Linked DNA regions of Mus musculus: region 1 is linked to region 2. A link is a contact called in ENCODE Hi-C or POLR2A ChIA-PET data. All regions are on one chromosome and are shown on one strand. The core of a region is the stretch at or near the end of the contact, and the rest is flanking DNA. Distances in the headings are between cores, read along the strand shown.

Region 1 (7,546 bases), core at 2,727-5,226, 330 kb after region 2:
GAGCCATTTCCACCCCTGGCATGTAGTTTTGTCAGCTGGACGGTTTCACTTAGAGTAAGTGTGCTTTATAGCTAGAGCCTGAGTCTCCCCAGCTTGCTGGGCCACACACTGGGATCCTGCTCTTGTCCCTGTTGGTCTCAGAAGGGCAGTTTGTTGAGTATTCACAGGAAAGGGTTCTGATGACCATGACAGGGGAGCAGGCCACCATTGAGGTCTCTGTGGATGGCCCCTCGTCAGAAAGGGCCCCACCAGCACCCGGTCAAGGGTAGAAAGCAGGCTCGGGTTTCCGGTAGTCCTCCTGGATAGGGATAGCACTGCCCTCCTCTTCCCTGGGGCAGCTGTAAGGACAAGGCTCTTCAGGCACTGCCTGCCGGTCTTCATCTGTGCAAACACAATCGGTCAGCAGTGGAGAGAAGAAAGGTGAAGGGGAGAAAAGAGGAGAAAAGCCCAAGTGGAGGGCTGAGAGCTGGGGGGCTTGGGGAGTCTGGGGGAAGGACACTTGAGGAGCCAGAGTAGGTGGGTGGAGTAGGTGTGGGGGCTTTAGGTGTGGGTAGCACAGCTGAGAGACAGGAGGGAAGGCCTGTGTCTTACTTGGCCCGTGGTTTCTTCTTTGATGGAAGAACAAGATTGCACCCAGGACGAAGATAAGAAACATGCTGGAGAAGGTCACAAAGATCCGGATGCAGTCCGAGCTGCACAGGGGTCTATGGGCTGTGACGGGCAAGAGCACACCGAGGCTTTGGAGGGGCATCTCACCCTGGACCCTTAGCCCTGTCTGTCTGTCCTTTTCCTGAGTAACCCTGCCCCTGTTGGACCAGTCCTTTCTCTCCTAATCTCTAACTAGAGTCTGCTTCCCCCTCCTTTGCCTCCAGCTCTGTCTGTCTCTGTGTCTTTCTCGGAGTCTAGTTTAGTCCCTTGAGACAGGATTCCTCCCTGACCTGGAAGCTTGCTGGTTTGAGCTCTGCTGGCTCTGCCTCTGCCTCTGAATGTGAGGGCTACAGATACGAGCTTCCATACTCTGCTTGGTTTTCCCTGTGGCCCTGGGTATTATGTCACCCTTGTATAGCAAGTTATCCACCGAACTTTCTCCCCAACTCTGTACCCCTCTCCCTCACCCAGCACCTAGGGGTTTCCCATGGCTGTTCTTTTGGCCTCTTTCCTCTGTGCTTTCTCTGTGGAGTGGGGATTAGGAAGACAACTCACATGACCGCTGGCTATAGACAGTCGAGTTGGGAAGCTGCCTGTGTAGGGGCCAGGATGGCTTCTCTGGAAGAAACAGACAGAGCGAGTCACAAGCAGGAAACCTCCCAGGATGTCCCAGGCTTTCCTGTGATTTTGCAGGAGTCAGACAGGAGGAAGACATGCTGGCCCAGAACCTAGCTAGGGGTAAACACAGACTGGGCAGTGCTGGGTAGGCAGCCTTCTGCCTTGTCCCGACTGGGTAAGGAGCAGCCTGCTGCATACCTGTGCCATGAGGTAAGTGGGTGGGTGGTGGCTGTGGGCTCGGGGTCTCAGATGGCTGTCTGGTCAGTGCAGGGTTTAGAGGAGGGTCACACTCTGTACATTCCTGGTCCCTGCACTGCCAGTTCTTGGAACAGCTGCACTCAGCATTGGCAGTGACTGTGCAGTTGCGGATAAGAAAACCTTGGGAGAGAGGAGAGCCAGGAGAAACAGGACACCACAGATCTTTAGAGACCTGGGGTGTCTACTTGCCCCTGACTCTCCTGAGACCCCCGAGACTCACTCACAGGGTATGAATTTCTTCCACTCCCCGCGCCTTACCTATTTCCCCTCTGCCCCTCCCTCACCCCCACCTGCCCCTCCCCTGCTGTCACCTGCCCCTCCCCTGCTGTCACCTGCCCCTCTCTGCCTGCTACCTTTCCCAGGCTCAGACACAGAAACTGAAAGTAGAAAAAGATTATATGATTTTCTTTCCTACTCACTACTACTTTAAAGCTTTTAATTATTGGCAATCATATACTACCCACCTCTCAAGACAGGTTTTCTCTGGGTAACAACAGTCCTGGCTGTCCCTGAACTCACTCTGTAGACCAGGTTGGCCTTGAACTCAGAAACCTGTTTGCCTCTGCCTCCTGAATGTGGGGATTAAAGTTGTGCACCACCACACCTGCCCTTACTTATATGAAACTTTTAACACTTGGAAAATAATTCAAGTTTGGTTTAGGCACAGTGTAATATTTCTGTAGGACTTATCTGAAAGTCCCACAAAAGAAGACTTTTCTTGTTAGGTGTTTGTCTCAGACTAACCATTTGGATGGTTCTGTTACTAGAACTTACCAGCCAATTGCCTCCACATTCCAGAACATATTCTCTATTAATGTTATTAAAATCAGTTATGTATGTGTGTGTGTGTATATATATATATATATATGTGTGTGTGTGTGTATATATGTGTGTGTATGTATGTGTATATATATATGGGGTTTTTTTGCAACAGCAATTAAAGAGTTTTTTTTTTTCCCCTACACACAAAGTGCCTGCTCACTGTTAAAGGGGCCTCTTTAAATTATGCTATTCTAGTGTACGGTAACACAGGCCTCCCAAATCCCTGGCATAGGTGGGGAGGCAACAGGGGAGTTTGAAAAGAGACTGCAGATATCCTACCTCTTCCTTTGCAAAAAGTAGAAATGTATAAATTAAGAGAAATGATAGATCTACTTGCTTTCCTCCCAAAAGGCTTTTGTACAAAAAGGTTGCTATGCCCTGGTTTCTGGTGTTATTCCCCAACTCCAAATAAGAGCTGACCTACACATGTACACTGTGGGAACATAGACTGCTCATTGGCTGGACGTTGCTTTTCTGGAAACTGGGTTTCTGGAACTACCTTGCCCCTCCCCTGCACTCTGAGTTATATATTTTTCATTTTTCGTGTGTACTCATGGACACATAGGACGATCTGAGGACAACTTGCCAGTTGATTCTTTCCTTCTACCATGTGGCCCAGAGAGTAAACTCAGGCGTGGTGGTGGCAAAAGTACTGTTGCCACTTACTGTGCCATCTCCTTGGCTTTTTTTTTTTTTTTTTTTTTTTTTTGTGAGACAGGGTCTTGCTATGTTGTTCATCCTGGCCTTGAACTCCTATCATCCAGTGATCCTCCTGCCTCAGCCTGCCTTGTAGTTGGGATTATGGACGTGCGTGACTGCACGGGCCCTCATTCTTCTGTTGTCTGAGTCCTATCCATGGAGCCCTTTTTAGCCATCCCTCGAATTCTGCATATCTCCCATGAAACACTAGACCTCTCCCCACATGCCTCGCCCAAGGCACACCGGGTTTCAGCATGGGCTCCACTTTCCATGGGCCTTGAAGCAGCTGAAGCTCTCTGACTCCACAGCCAGCCCCTCTGGCCTTGCCCCCCGGACTCTTTTCTCAGTGCTGCCTTCCGCACCACTGCCCCTCTCACCAGAGTTACAATGCCTGCAGCTCTCGCAGTGGGGCCGGGTGTGGTAGTCTGGAGAGAAGGAGGTGCCTGGTATACAGGGATCACACTGAGCAGCTGTTCTGTCTTGTTCACAGTCCTTCACAAAGAATGTACCTGAGAGCAGAGGGGCCAGGTGGAAGTCCAGGCAAGGCGCTGGCTCTAGGCTCTGCAGGCTGCCTGACTTTGCTTGAGCTCAGCCTTATTCTGAGTACCTCCGTCATCTTAAATATCAGTCTCCCCCCAACCCTGCTGAGGCCCACTCTTACCTGGCTCACACATCCGGCAGCAGAGTCCTCCCCCAGTCCAGTAGTGTTTGTCTGGACAGCTGTTTGGGGCTAGGGTAGCTGAGAGTCCTACCAAGGTCCCCAGCATGCAGAGCCAGTAGGGAGGTGGCCATGCCATAGCTCCTGCCCAGGGAGATCTTTTCTGAGCCCCAACTGCTTGTACCGAGTCACTGGTGGCTCCTATGTGCTCTGGGCAGCAGCCACTGCGACTCCACTTGGGTGGTAAACCGACCTTTGAAGGCAGTTGTGGCTGTTTTGGTTTTCTTTGTCTCTCTCTCAGCAGCCTCCACCCCCTTCTCTTTTCCGCACTCCGGAGAGACTATGAAGGGGTAAACCCAGCTCTGCTGAGCTTCACAGACATGTGCCCCCCTTGGGCACCTCTCTCAGTAATGAATACCCACAGCCGCCGGACCTGTTGATAGGGATGGACGCTGGGTGCCCTCATCTGTCCCTGGCAAGTGTCCTCTCTCATAGCCCAGCCCTTCCAGAGGTGACCAGATAGGAGCAGATTACAGATTATTTCTGAAGCTCCTAGGGGCAGGTTAGTTTTAAAATCATGACATTTTCAGATTTTGCCTAAAACTAGTACCACAAAACACCCCATTAGAGGTGGGGTGACACGGCTAAGCACAACAGTTTGGAAGACGGTCTTATATATGCCAAGGTAGCCTCAAGGTTGCTTGGTAGCTGAGGATGACTTGGGACTTCTGATCTTTCTGCCTCCCTCTCCTGAGTGTTCCTGGTGTTGCAGGGTTTGCTACCAAGCCACTGCTGCTGGTGCCATAGCGCTGTGCTGCCGCATCCCGTTTATGTGGTACTGGGGATGAAACCCAGGGCTTTTTGCATCCTAGGCAAACACTGCTGTCTGAGCTATATTCCCAGCTTGGACACAGCACACGCAGCAAAGCTATTGCATGTATAAAGGGGAGGAGTCATGACAACCAGCCTTATATAACTGAGGTTTGAGTTTCTGGCTATACAAGCTCTTGAACATTGCATACAATTGAGGGCAAGAGTTAGCCCTGTGTTCCCTGTGTCTTTTTCTGTTCTGTGATATCAAGTCCCTTTAATCCTTGTGTGCACATGTGTGTGTGTGTGTGTGTGTGTGTGTGTGTGTGTGTGTGTGTGTGTGTGTAGGTGTTCATGCGTATGGAGGTCAGGGGACAACCTTGGTTTCATTCCTCAGGGACATCGATGATGATGATGATGGTGGTGGTGATGATAAAGAAGATGGAGATTATTATTTCTCACTGGCCTGCAACTTGCCTAGTAGAGGAGGCTGGATGACCATCAAACCCTGGGATCCTTTAGCAAAACAAACAAACAAAGAAATGAACTCAAAAACTGGGTTTTGGCGATCAGACTCAGGCCCTTGTACTTTCCTGACTGAGCTACCACTCCAGCCTGGTTTTATTTCTTCTTAATGCCAGCCTGTGACACAGATGTGACCCACTGCCTGGGGGAACTTTTGCCAAACTTCCTTCTTGACCTAATCCCATTTTTATCCTTCCTGCTTCTGGCTGGCTTGGTCACTAGTATCTTCAGGTACCTGAGCCATCTCTCTTCATGGCCCTGGGCACATGGGATTGAAGGTGGGCACCTACGTGGGCCATCATCTTAAGCCTCATGCTCCTCTGGGAATTCTGATTTGAGGATGCTGGAGTTGCTACACTGGAGAAGCACGGGCCATTGAACCCCCTCCACTCTTTCCCCTGCTGACTTATCTCAAGGATATGTCTCATTTGGGGGCTTCACAGTTGTTTCCATAGTGTTGGTGAAATGTCACAGCCCTGTGGTCGCACCTGGGGGATGTTAGATCTGTTCTTTCTATCTCATGCTTCAGCTTCCTGTCTCTTCATTTTTTCCACCCTCCTCCCTTTCCCCAGCCCCCACTACAGCTCTTCAAGGGTCCACTCGAGCCAGGAGCTGCAGCATGTTCTGTTTAAAGGAAACCACCCTCCACCACATGCCCAGCAGAGGCCGCGACAACTTTACAACGGAAGGAATTTCCTTCCTCATTCCCAGGCTCCAACATCTTCACCGTTAGTCATAAATCTGAAGACAGATGTCATGGGTGCGGGGAGCTGACGGCTGACCCTGTAGGAATGAATAGGACCTGGCGTTGAAGAACTGTAGAAAGAAAGTTGCTAAAAAGAGGCTTTGAGTGCACAGAGAACTTAACATCTTGGCCAGACCATGAGTTGTGTCCTCATCTAAAGCCTCCACCTCTAGGTTCAAAGTCTATCTTCCTCCACAGGCTCAGGACAGGGACAGGGCCTGCCTGGCTCTCCTGAAGTAACACTGGTGTTAGGTTTGCCTAATGTGGTGGTTTGAATAGATTTGGGCCCCATAGACTCATGTGCTTGAATGCTTGGCCCAGGGAGTGGCATTTTTAGGAGGTGTGGCCTGGTTAGAGTATGGCTTTGCTGGAAGAAGTGTATAGTTGTGGCTTTAAGGTTTCCTCCAATGCTCAGGCTCTACCCAGTGTGGATGAAAGTCTCCTGGCTGCCTTAGGATCAAGATGTAGATCTCTCATCTCCTCCCGCACCGTGCCTTCTTCACACTGCCATGCTTCCTGCCATGATGATAATGGACTAAACCTCTGAAACTGTAAGCCAGCCCCAATGAAATGCTTTCCTTTATAAGAGTTGCCCTGGCCATGGTGTCTCTTCACAGCAATGGAAACCCTAACAAGGTAGATATGAAGTGTACCGCAGAGGGCTCATGGCTGGAGCAGCAGTGCCATGGGGAGGTAAGCAGGCTTCATCCACGAAGTACTCCCTTGATGACTACATGGCTAAATAGGCAGTGGGGCCAAGTTAGAATTAGTGGCTCACTAGAATCAAGCCTTTGAATGGTGTGTCTTATCCTCATGGCCTTCCTTCCTCTCTCCGTCTCCCTCGGTGTCTCTGCTTTCTAGATGCTGTGAAGTGAGAGGACTCTGCCACACCCTTTTCACCATAAAGTTCTGCTTCACCACAGGCCCAGAAGCAATGGCACTAGTCAGTCAGAGGTTGACATCTCTGACACTGTGAACCGAAGTCAACTCCTTTCTCCTTCCAAGTTGTCTTCTGAAGTAGTTTCGCTGTAACCATGACAGCCAACGCATCACCTTTCATCTGTATATTCTCTTTATACTATAAAATTGGAACTCTTAAGCTGGACATGATGACATGTGCCTGTCTGAGGTTCTTGGTCCTCGGGAGCTTGAGTGGGAGGGGTCATTTAAGTCCAGGAGACCATCCTGGCCAGAAGCAGTGAGACCAACGCCCTCCCCCTCATACATGAACAAGCAATATAACCCCAAACTCCATACCTGCTAAACCGTGAGATCCCAATTCTCCTCTCCTTAGCCTTTCACATGCTTATCGAGAATTGTACCTCTTCTCTGAAGAAATGTTTATTAGGTCTTTTGCTTCTGTTCTAATCATCTTGATTTTAGTTACTGTTTCAGATACTAATCTCTTATTAGAAATATGTTTTTGAAAATATTTTAAAATAATTTCAAAGGGTTTGTTTATTTTATGTGTTTGAATGTTTTTATTCTCCTGCCCTGGTAGGAATGAAGATATCCTTTGGCTACAGAAATGACTGCAAAAATGGTCCCCCAAGAAACTGGAATTTCCCCAGGAATCTCATGCTGGGAGAAAGAAAAGGCCGAAGCCTGTGCCAGCCAGGAGGACCCTGTCTCTCGGTGTTGTTTACATCTGTAGACCATGCTGGTCTCAAACTCTGAGATCCACCTGCCTCTGCCACCTGAATGCTTGGGATTAAAGAGGTGCACAGCTCTGCTGGGCATATTAAGTGGTCTCAAGTGGAAGC
Region 2 (7,710 bases), core at 2,327-4,826:
TGCTTTCTGTGCAAACCCTAGAACCCAGAGAAAGGTGGGTAGAGAGAACTAACTCCACAGAGTTGTCCAGTGACCTCAAATACATGCTGAGGAACATATACTGGTCATGCGCGCGCGCACACACACACGCACACACGCACAGGCACACGCACACGCACGAATGCACACACCCCTCTCTGACAGCCAACACTCCCACCCTGTTCTTTCTCCCTGAGATGGAAACTATTCCATTCCCACCTGTGGCTGACCTGTGATGACCGCCAACGTGACAGTGGCATTGAGCTGCTGTCCCTGCAGATGGATGCTACAGGTGTAGGTCCCAGCCTGTGCCAGACCCACAGCCTCAAGGTGAAGGGTAAAATTGCCACTCTTTCCAGCCACGGGGAGCTCAGGACCTCCTCCAGGAGGAGTCCACTTGGCAATGAGCAAAGAAGGGGTCCCCACTCCTGGGGGCAAATGACAGGGCAGCTCCACCCTAGAACCTTCAGCAGCGTACACTGTCAGAGGGGCTACGGGCTCCAGACCTGGAGAGAAGAAGGAAAAGCCAAGCCGTTACCAAGGGTAAGCAGTGGGCCAGAGGGTGGAGACATCAAGGAAGTAAGGCAGAAGGGGGAAGGAGGCATTTGGCTGTAACACAGAAAGAAACAGAGCAAAGCAGAGAAACTAGGGAAACTGAGGCAGCAAGAGACCAAAGGCTCAGGAGGCTGAACAGCCAAGGGATAAACAGTGAGAGATGGCAGATTAGAACACTGGCTGTCCTTCCAGAGGAGCTGGGTTCAATTCCCAGCACCCATATGGTATCTCATGACTGTCTGTAGGTCAAGTTCCAGGGAATCCAATACCCTGACACAGACATCTATGCAGGCAAAACACCAACGCACGCTAAAATGAAAATAAATAAATAAACACACAAATAAATAAATAAAAGTAAGAGAGACAGCAGCTAAAAGATGCCCAGAGAGAAAATGGTTTGGACACTGAAACAAAGTGATGTGGAGTGAGACCACACGCAGCTGAGAAAGTTTTGGGGGTCCATGCATGAGTCAGGAGAGGTGGTGAGCAGGAAGGTTGTGGTCAAGGCTGCTTAGAAGAGTTACCCAGAACCTTGAGGTTGTACGTGATGGAGACATTGAAGCCATCTCTGTAGGTGAGGACACAGCCCCAGGTCCCAGAGTCCAGGGGGCTGACTTGGGGCAGTAACAGGAAAGTTTCAGCTAAAAAATGACGCGGTGAGTTGTAGACAGGCACTCGGTTCTGGCCCTGGAACCAGTGCACAGAGACTGGGCGGTCAGGACGGCTGAAGGAGCAGTTCAAAAGGACCCAATCAGACAGCTTGAGGACTCCTGAGGGACTAGCAATCACTGTGCAAAAGTTAAAAAAAAAAAAAAAAAAATCAGTCCAATAGATGGAAATGCTTTCTCAACGCAGCCGGCCAAACCAAGCTGAAAAACTCATAGAAATGGGGCATTGCTTTCAGATTCTCCACACACCCGCTCATTCCAAGTCAGTTCTTGAAACCTGGGGATGTTTATGGGTGGATCTCCAAGAGACCCGGGACTCTTTTCCACGGCCTCCTGCCTCTACTTTACTTGGCTTTGGGCAGACCTGGCCTAAGGACGAGCTACAGATATCTTAGATGAATCACTCTAGCCCCCCAAAGAAGAGGTGCTTCCCCATCTCTACCTCTACAAGGGATGGCACTCCCGCAGTAGGTGGGGGAAAGGGAGTTGGAAGGGGGTGGGGTGATACAATTTCTCCATAGCCCCCTCATCCCCGCCTAAAGGCGAGCGTTTCAGGGGGCACTTTCCAACCTGCCTTTCCATCCTGCCATCAGGGGGCCATCCCTTCTTCTACACTTCTGGAGGTCCTCAGACAGGGTCTAAATCACAACCCCTAGCCATTGCTCTCCCTGCCCCGGGGGAAGCAGGGATCTGCTTCCCAGGCCCTCTCTCTCCCTTTGTCCGGCCCCACCTACTCGAGGCCTGGCCGACGCGCAGGCGGAGACTGCAGGAGAGGGCGCGGTTCGGGAGGCGCACGGTGGCGTGGTACTCGCCCGCATCGGTGCGCAGAGCTGGGCGCAACCACAGAGAGAAGTCCCCGCGCTGGAGGCCGCGCTCCTCCAGCTGCACGTGGGGATGCAGGGGCTGCCTCCCGCTGCGCAGGCCTCCTGGAGCCACGCTCAGCACCGTGTAGCGACCGGGTGCGGGTTGTCTAGGCGAGGGCATCCCCTGGTGAAGGTCAAGGGCCGGGATGGGAGTGGGTTGGCCACTGGTTGGGGAGAGAGAATAGGATTGAGAAATTTGATAAGGCCACGAAGAAGATGCACTCAAGCATGCTTTGAGGATAAAGTTAACCTGCCTAAGAGACCTCTTGACCGTCAGCAGCCTCCCCTCTCCCCCATAACTACCCCTGTCCCCACTTCCGTTGGTCTTCAGCACTATCTGCTACTGGAGAGGTGGGGCACTACAGGATGCCGGTGTGTGGGGAGCAATCCACAGGAAGGCTGTGTGGTTTTAGAGGACACTGAGCTACTGGCTTTAGAGGGGCTCACAAAGAGGACAAAACTGGCTTGGACAGGGTTTTATCCATTAGGACAGGATTGGGAGGTTCTGTTGTTCAACTTTGGAGTTCATACCTGTCTGGTTGATGTTGCCAGATAACCCCTCCTCTTCGTAGAAAGTTAGGATCCAGGTTGGGGGATTTGAGGCTGCAGGGAAGATGGACGGGAGCTCCCTCCTGGGCCCACACCACGGGGAGCTCTTTCCCAGGCCCTGAAGACACAACTAGTGGAACAAAAGAGAGGCCAAGGGCATTGAGCCAAGAGATTGGAGAATAGAGAAATGCCCTGGCTTTCCTAAGAAAGAAACATCATGCCTCCCTGTTGAAGGGAGGCTGAGGCAGCTTTGGGATCTGCCCTTATACAAAGTGATGGTGCACGCCTCTAATCCCAGCACTGGGGAGGCAGAGGCAAGTGGATCACTATAAATTCAAGGCCAGCCTGGTCATCAGAGCCAGTCCCAGGACAGCCAGGGCAACACAAAGAAACCCTGTCTCAAAACACACACACACACACACACACACACCCCTCCCCTCAACAAAAGCATTGGAATATCACCACAGCTAAAGAGACAGCCATAGAGGTCCCTGCTGGACTCTCCACCTTACCTGGAGCTTCCCAAAGCAGTCCCAGAAGCAAAAAGCCAAGGAGCAGGTCCTCCCTCATCTCCTCTATGGCCCGGGCCTCCCCAGCCCTCCAAGGGAGGTTAGAAAAAGGTCCTGGGAGGAGAGAGAGACAGACAGACAGACAGACACACACACACACACAGAGAGAGAGAGAGAGAGAGAGAGAGAGAGAGAGAGAGAGAGAGAGAAGTTCTACAAGGAGGAGGTGAGGCGGAGGGAAAGAATGTAGGGTGAAGAGGACGCCCCAGGAGTGGGGACTGGAGACAGCAGGATGGATAATGATCAGAGGCCCGGGCTGGGACCCAGAGCAGAGTGCAGGCAAACCCACTGCAGCTAGCTAGAACTTGAGCTGCTCCTCCAGACCCAGTCCTTCTGCTTCTCCTCCCCACTGCCCGCCCCCCCAGACCAAGGCGCGGGGTTTCGCTTCGCAGTGGAAAGTGTGAGGGGGCTGATTCCCAGCAGCCGAGCCCTCCTCTCGGTGGTGGCACTCCCCTTGTTTACTTCCTCAGACTCGGGTCTCCCTACCGCCCCCTCTTCACCTCTTCCCCCTCTGTCTCCTCTCTCTCTCTCTCTCTCTCTCTCTCTCTCTCTCTCTCTCTCTCTCTCTGCCAAGCATTTCTGCCTAGAACTACAGCTGTATCTTTAAGCTTCCTCTACTGTCCCCACAGTTTCTTCTTGACTTGCTCTTTCCCATTAACACTGAAAAAAAAAAAAAAAAAAGCCACTGTCCTACAGTCTGCCTGCCTAGCCTTTCAGCATCTCTTGGACAGGTACTCAAGAAGTGTCACCATACCACAAGTTACCAGATCTGGGTAAGGGCTCAGTGGAAAAGTATAGTAGCCACACGGTGTTAACCTTCATTCTATGCTACATATAACTGTATTATACATTTTCCGTAAAGCAACTTGTGAAACTTGATGCGCGCCCCTTTTTGTACAGATTTCGGGACTTGAGGCTCACAGGCATTAAATAACTTGCCAACATTAGGAAGCATGAAGGCAAAAGCTGTCTAGTCCTTAACCCTACTTGCATTATGGGATGGCCTTTCATCTTCTAGGAAGATGACACTGAGAAACTTGGTTTTATGTGTGTGTGTGGGGGGGGGGGGGAGTTCGAGACAGGGTTTCTCTGTGTATTCCGGCTGTCTTGAAACTCACTTTGTAGACCAGGCTGGCCTTGAACTCAGAAATGCGCCTGCCTCTGCCTCCTGAGTGCTGGGATTAAAGGCATGCACCACCTACCACATTCGGCTGGGAAACTTGTTTTAGATGTCTACTTTTATTTATGTGTCTGTATACATAAATTCCCCACCCTGTGTGAATGCTCAGAGGCCTGAAGAGGGTGTCAGATTCCTTGGAACTGGAGTTACAGGTGTTTTGGGAGCCGCCCCATCTGGATGCTCGACATCAAACCTAGGTCTTCTTGAAAGGCAACAAGCACTCATAACTGCAGAACGGCCTTTCCAGCCCTGACAATAGGATGTTTTCCTGTCTTCAAAACCTCCCTCCTCCCCAAGATTCTGTACTTTAAGAAAAAAATGAAGGCAAGGGTCTATGGAGATGGAATAATGCAGGAATCTTATAGCAAGGAAAACTCAAGAGAGACCAAGGTGTCAGCAACAGTGGCATGTGTAAGTCAAGATTTTGGAAGGTGGGGTGAATTGAAGCTGGCTTGCTTGGGCCCATGAGTTCAGGGTCATCCCTGGCTACAAAGTAGATGCTATGCCAACAAAATGAAACTTAAAATAAAAAGGGAAAAAGACCTTTAATCCCAGTACTTACTAGGCAGAGGCAGGTGGCTTTATGTGAATTTCAGACCAGCCAGGGCTGCGTAGTAAGACTATAAAACAAGAGGAACTGAGGCAGGCTAGAGGAACCCAACAACCTTTGCTCCCCAGCTCAGCTGAGCTGAGAAAATGAAGACGATGACAAGGAGACAGGCCTGATAACTAACTCTGGAGTCTTTTGCCGCCCATGTATGAGAACTCTGCTTCCCACGAGTCAAAAATGTGTCCATGCTTGGGAGTTCTCTTTCCAAACTCTAGGTTGAGACATGGGCCTAACAGCCTCTTCCACCTTGGGGGCAGGACTTCCTGTTTCTATCTGCCTGGTTCAGCACAATGGAGCTGGAAGCTTTCCACTGGGCTCAGCAGAGTCTAGATCTTACGTGAGTTAACATGATATAGTGTGCACTGCTGAGGAGAAACCTCCCCAGGAGCCCAAAAACAGGACGTATGTCAGCCCCCAGAGGAAGACCTTGAGCTCCCACTCCGAGGACTGGCCATGTCTCTTATAATCTGGGTATGAGGTCAGCCACGCCCTCTACACCCTTTCATGCACTGACCGGACTGCGGGAAAGCAGGAGACGGGTTAAAAACAGAAGCGCGACCGTTTCTTTATTAAATTATACAAAAAGGGGAGGGGGCAGCTTCGGGGCTTGGCCCCAACCCCAGCCCCACCCCGGCCTGGCGCTGTCTGAGAGGAGGGAATCTGAGGGAGACCCAGGGGTCAGGCAGGAGAAAGAAGGGCAGGCTGAGAGGCTCGGGGTGTAGAGGGCAAGGAGAGGCTTCGCAGGGACCGGAACATATGGGATGGTGAGGGAAGGCAGGAAAGAAGAACAAGAATGCTAGGGCAAGTGAGGGCTGGCTGGGGAGCTCAGATGAGGCGGGTCAGGAGCTGGACCGGTGGCAGTGAGGGTGAAGGAGCAGTGTCTGGAGAGATGGAAATGAGAGGCTGGGTCAAAGGACAAGGGTCACAGCTCTGGGGCAGGGCCAGAGCAGGGAGCCAGGAGAAAGGGGGCTGGATTTGTGTGTTCCCGCCCCACCTCCAGGACCTGAGGGGCCTCCCATCCCCAAGCCCACGGGCAGGGGTTCATGCCGACGCCCCGTTTTCTGTCTTCTGCCTCTTGGGGTCTGCTTCATCCTGTGGAGAGGATAAGAGTTGAAGTAGCTGTACAAAGGAGACTTCCCCGTTCCTGCTGGCCCTGCTCTGGCCCCTGCCTATCCATGCTACCCACAAGGACCTGGGTCCAAATCCAAAGGCCACCCAGCCCTTGATATATTCCTGACAGCCCCTCAGGCTCCAACCCAGCTCAAACCTCCTCTTCAGCAGTTCTCTTCCGCACGGGGCCTTCATCCTCCTCCTCTTCTTCCTCATCTGAGGAGCCAGAAACAAGTCACTGGGGAAGGTTGGGAGGCTCTGGGCACGCGCGCGCGTACACCCACACCCACCCCTTTCTATCCCAGTGTCCAGTCTTCAACTGCTCCCTGGCTCTGCTCTTTTGTGTCTCAACTTTGCAGCCCAGCCTTCCCTACCCATCCCTACCTTCTTCATCCCCTTCATCATCATCCTCTCCATCCTCTGCAGTTTCTTCTTCCTCTTCCTCAGCTCCATTCTCCTCCTCCTATGGGGACCAAGACAAGGGGTGATGGATGTCAAGCCAGCTGTGCTGCCACTCACTGGGTGGTAAAGGGGCCTAGGAGTCTCAGGGTAGGGAAGGAATGAGAAGAGGTCGAGAGAATGGCAGGACCCCAGCACCCCCAGAAGGTAGGGGGGCAGGAAGGATGTTTGGGCAAGCGCAGTCATCTTCCCCCTGCTGCCTTCACACCTCCACTACTTCTTTCTTCCGTTCTTTCCGGCCGGCCTTCTCCTCCACCTTGTCCTTCTTTTCTTTCAGGTCCTGCAAGACAGAAGGTCACCTTTCTCTCAGCAAGGATGACAGACAGCCCTCGAGTGCTTCCAACTCTGCAGCTAGGTCAAAGGTAGTAAGTGAAGGTGGCCATAGTTTGAGACACAACTGGAGTCCTCCGGTCCTTAGATATGGGCCATAATTGGCTGATACTAGAGACTTCTGTCCCCTAGGGCCCCCAGGGATGTGGGCAAGTGATGATAAGTGGCCAGAGTCGCTGAGGCTCCCACCCCATCAAGTTCTTCCGAACCTCCCCTGGCTTAAGAGTTGAGCTCCACAAAGCAAATCCCCCATCTGCTGGCAGCCTGGCTGCCCCACCCCCTCACCCTCTCTGCTTGCCCCCGCTCTGCCTTTTGTCTACCTCAGGGGCCTTTGCCTAAGTACTCTCTCTCCTGGGCATCACTCCCAGCTTCTCCGTCAGCTTCTGGGGTCTTTGTTTCCCTGCTGTGTCTCCCTAATCCTCCTGTTCCTACCTGGCCTAACGGCACAGGGATGTGGCGATCACCCTAACGTGTTCCCACATCGGTTTCTATCCCCAATCTAACCAGTCTCGGCGTTCCCTGCGCGCTCCACCTTCCTGCCGCCAAGGAAGGAGGAAGCACAACAAACAAGTGTGCGCCGGGGCGGGCGGGCAGGTGGGAGTTACCTGCCCAGAGTCCCTCCCACCAGGCTGTCTGCCTTCACTCCAAAAGCCCAGCAGGTCCTATTCTATTCTGACAGTGGGTAAGCCCCTCTGGACACACCAGCCTTCCAACCCCATACAGATCCCATGTCTCCTTGGCAGGGGCCACCTTCTCCTCCGCTCTTATCTAACGTTAGTATGCAACTCTGTGTACACGA

Evidence for each region. A loop is a pair of places that touch in the nucleus more often than their neighbours do. ChIA-PET counts read pairs that join two places held with the same protein, here RNA polymerase II (POLR2A).
Region 1: a loop to region 2 is called in a map of T-helper 2 cell, with 2.1 times the contacts of the local background. The contact joins the promoter of Cd27 here to the promoter of Lag3 in region 2. A Hi-C loop is called at or near these places in 1 of 37 maps with a recorded cell type or tissue (T-helper 2 cell). POLR2A ChIA-PET finds 5 or more read pairs at or near these places in 1 of 5 experiments (embryonic stem cell).

Annotation. Positions count from the first base shown.
Region 1 is chr6:125,233,051-125,240,596 of GRCm38, forward strand. Cd27 (CD27 antigen) reads right to left here and starts at 3,977. Exons shown (of 6, transcript NM_001033126.2): 1 at 3,707-3,977; 2 at 3,423-3,554; 3 at 1,465-1,644; 4 at 1,204-1,266; 5 at 592-711; 6 at 1-381. The coding sequence starts at 3,842. The coding sequence ends at 260. E130112N10Rik (RIKEN cDNA E130112N10 gene) reads left to right here. Exons shown (of 2, transcript NR_015604.3): 2 at 5,611-6,884. Mir8113 (microRNA 8113) reads right to left here and starts at 1,762; the gene lies at 1,634-1,762.
Region 2 is chr6:124,908,129-124,915,838 of GRCm38, forward strand. It overlaps Lag3 (lymphocyte-activation gene 3), which reads right to left and starts at 3,577. Exons shown (of 8, transcript NM_008479.2): 1 at 3,166-3,577; 2 at 2,636-2,783; 3 at 1,976-2,268; 4 at 1,098-1,361; 5 at 249-524. The coding sequence starts at 3,223. Ptms (parathymosin) reads right to left here. Exons shown (of 5, transcript NM_026988.2): 2 at 6,790-6,861; 3 at 6,507-6,585; 4 at 6,280-6,338; 5 at 5,547-6,104. The coding sequence ends at 6,054.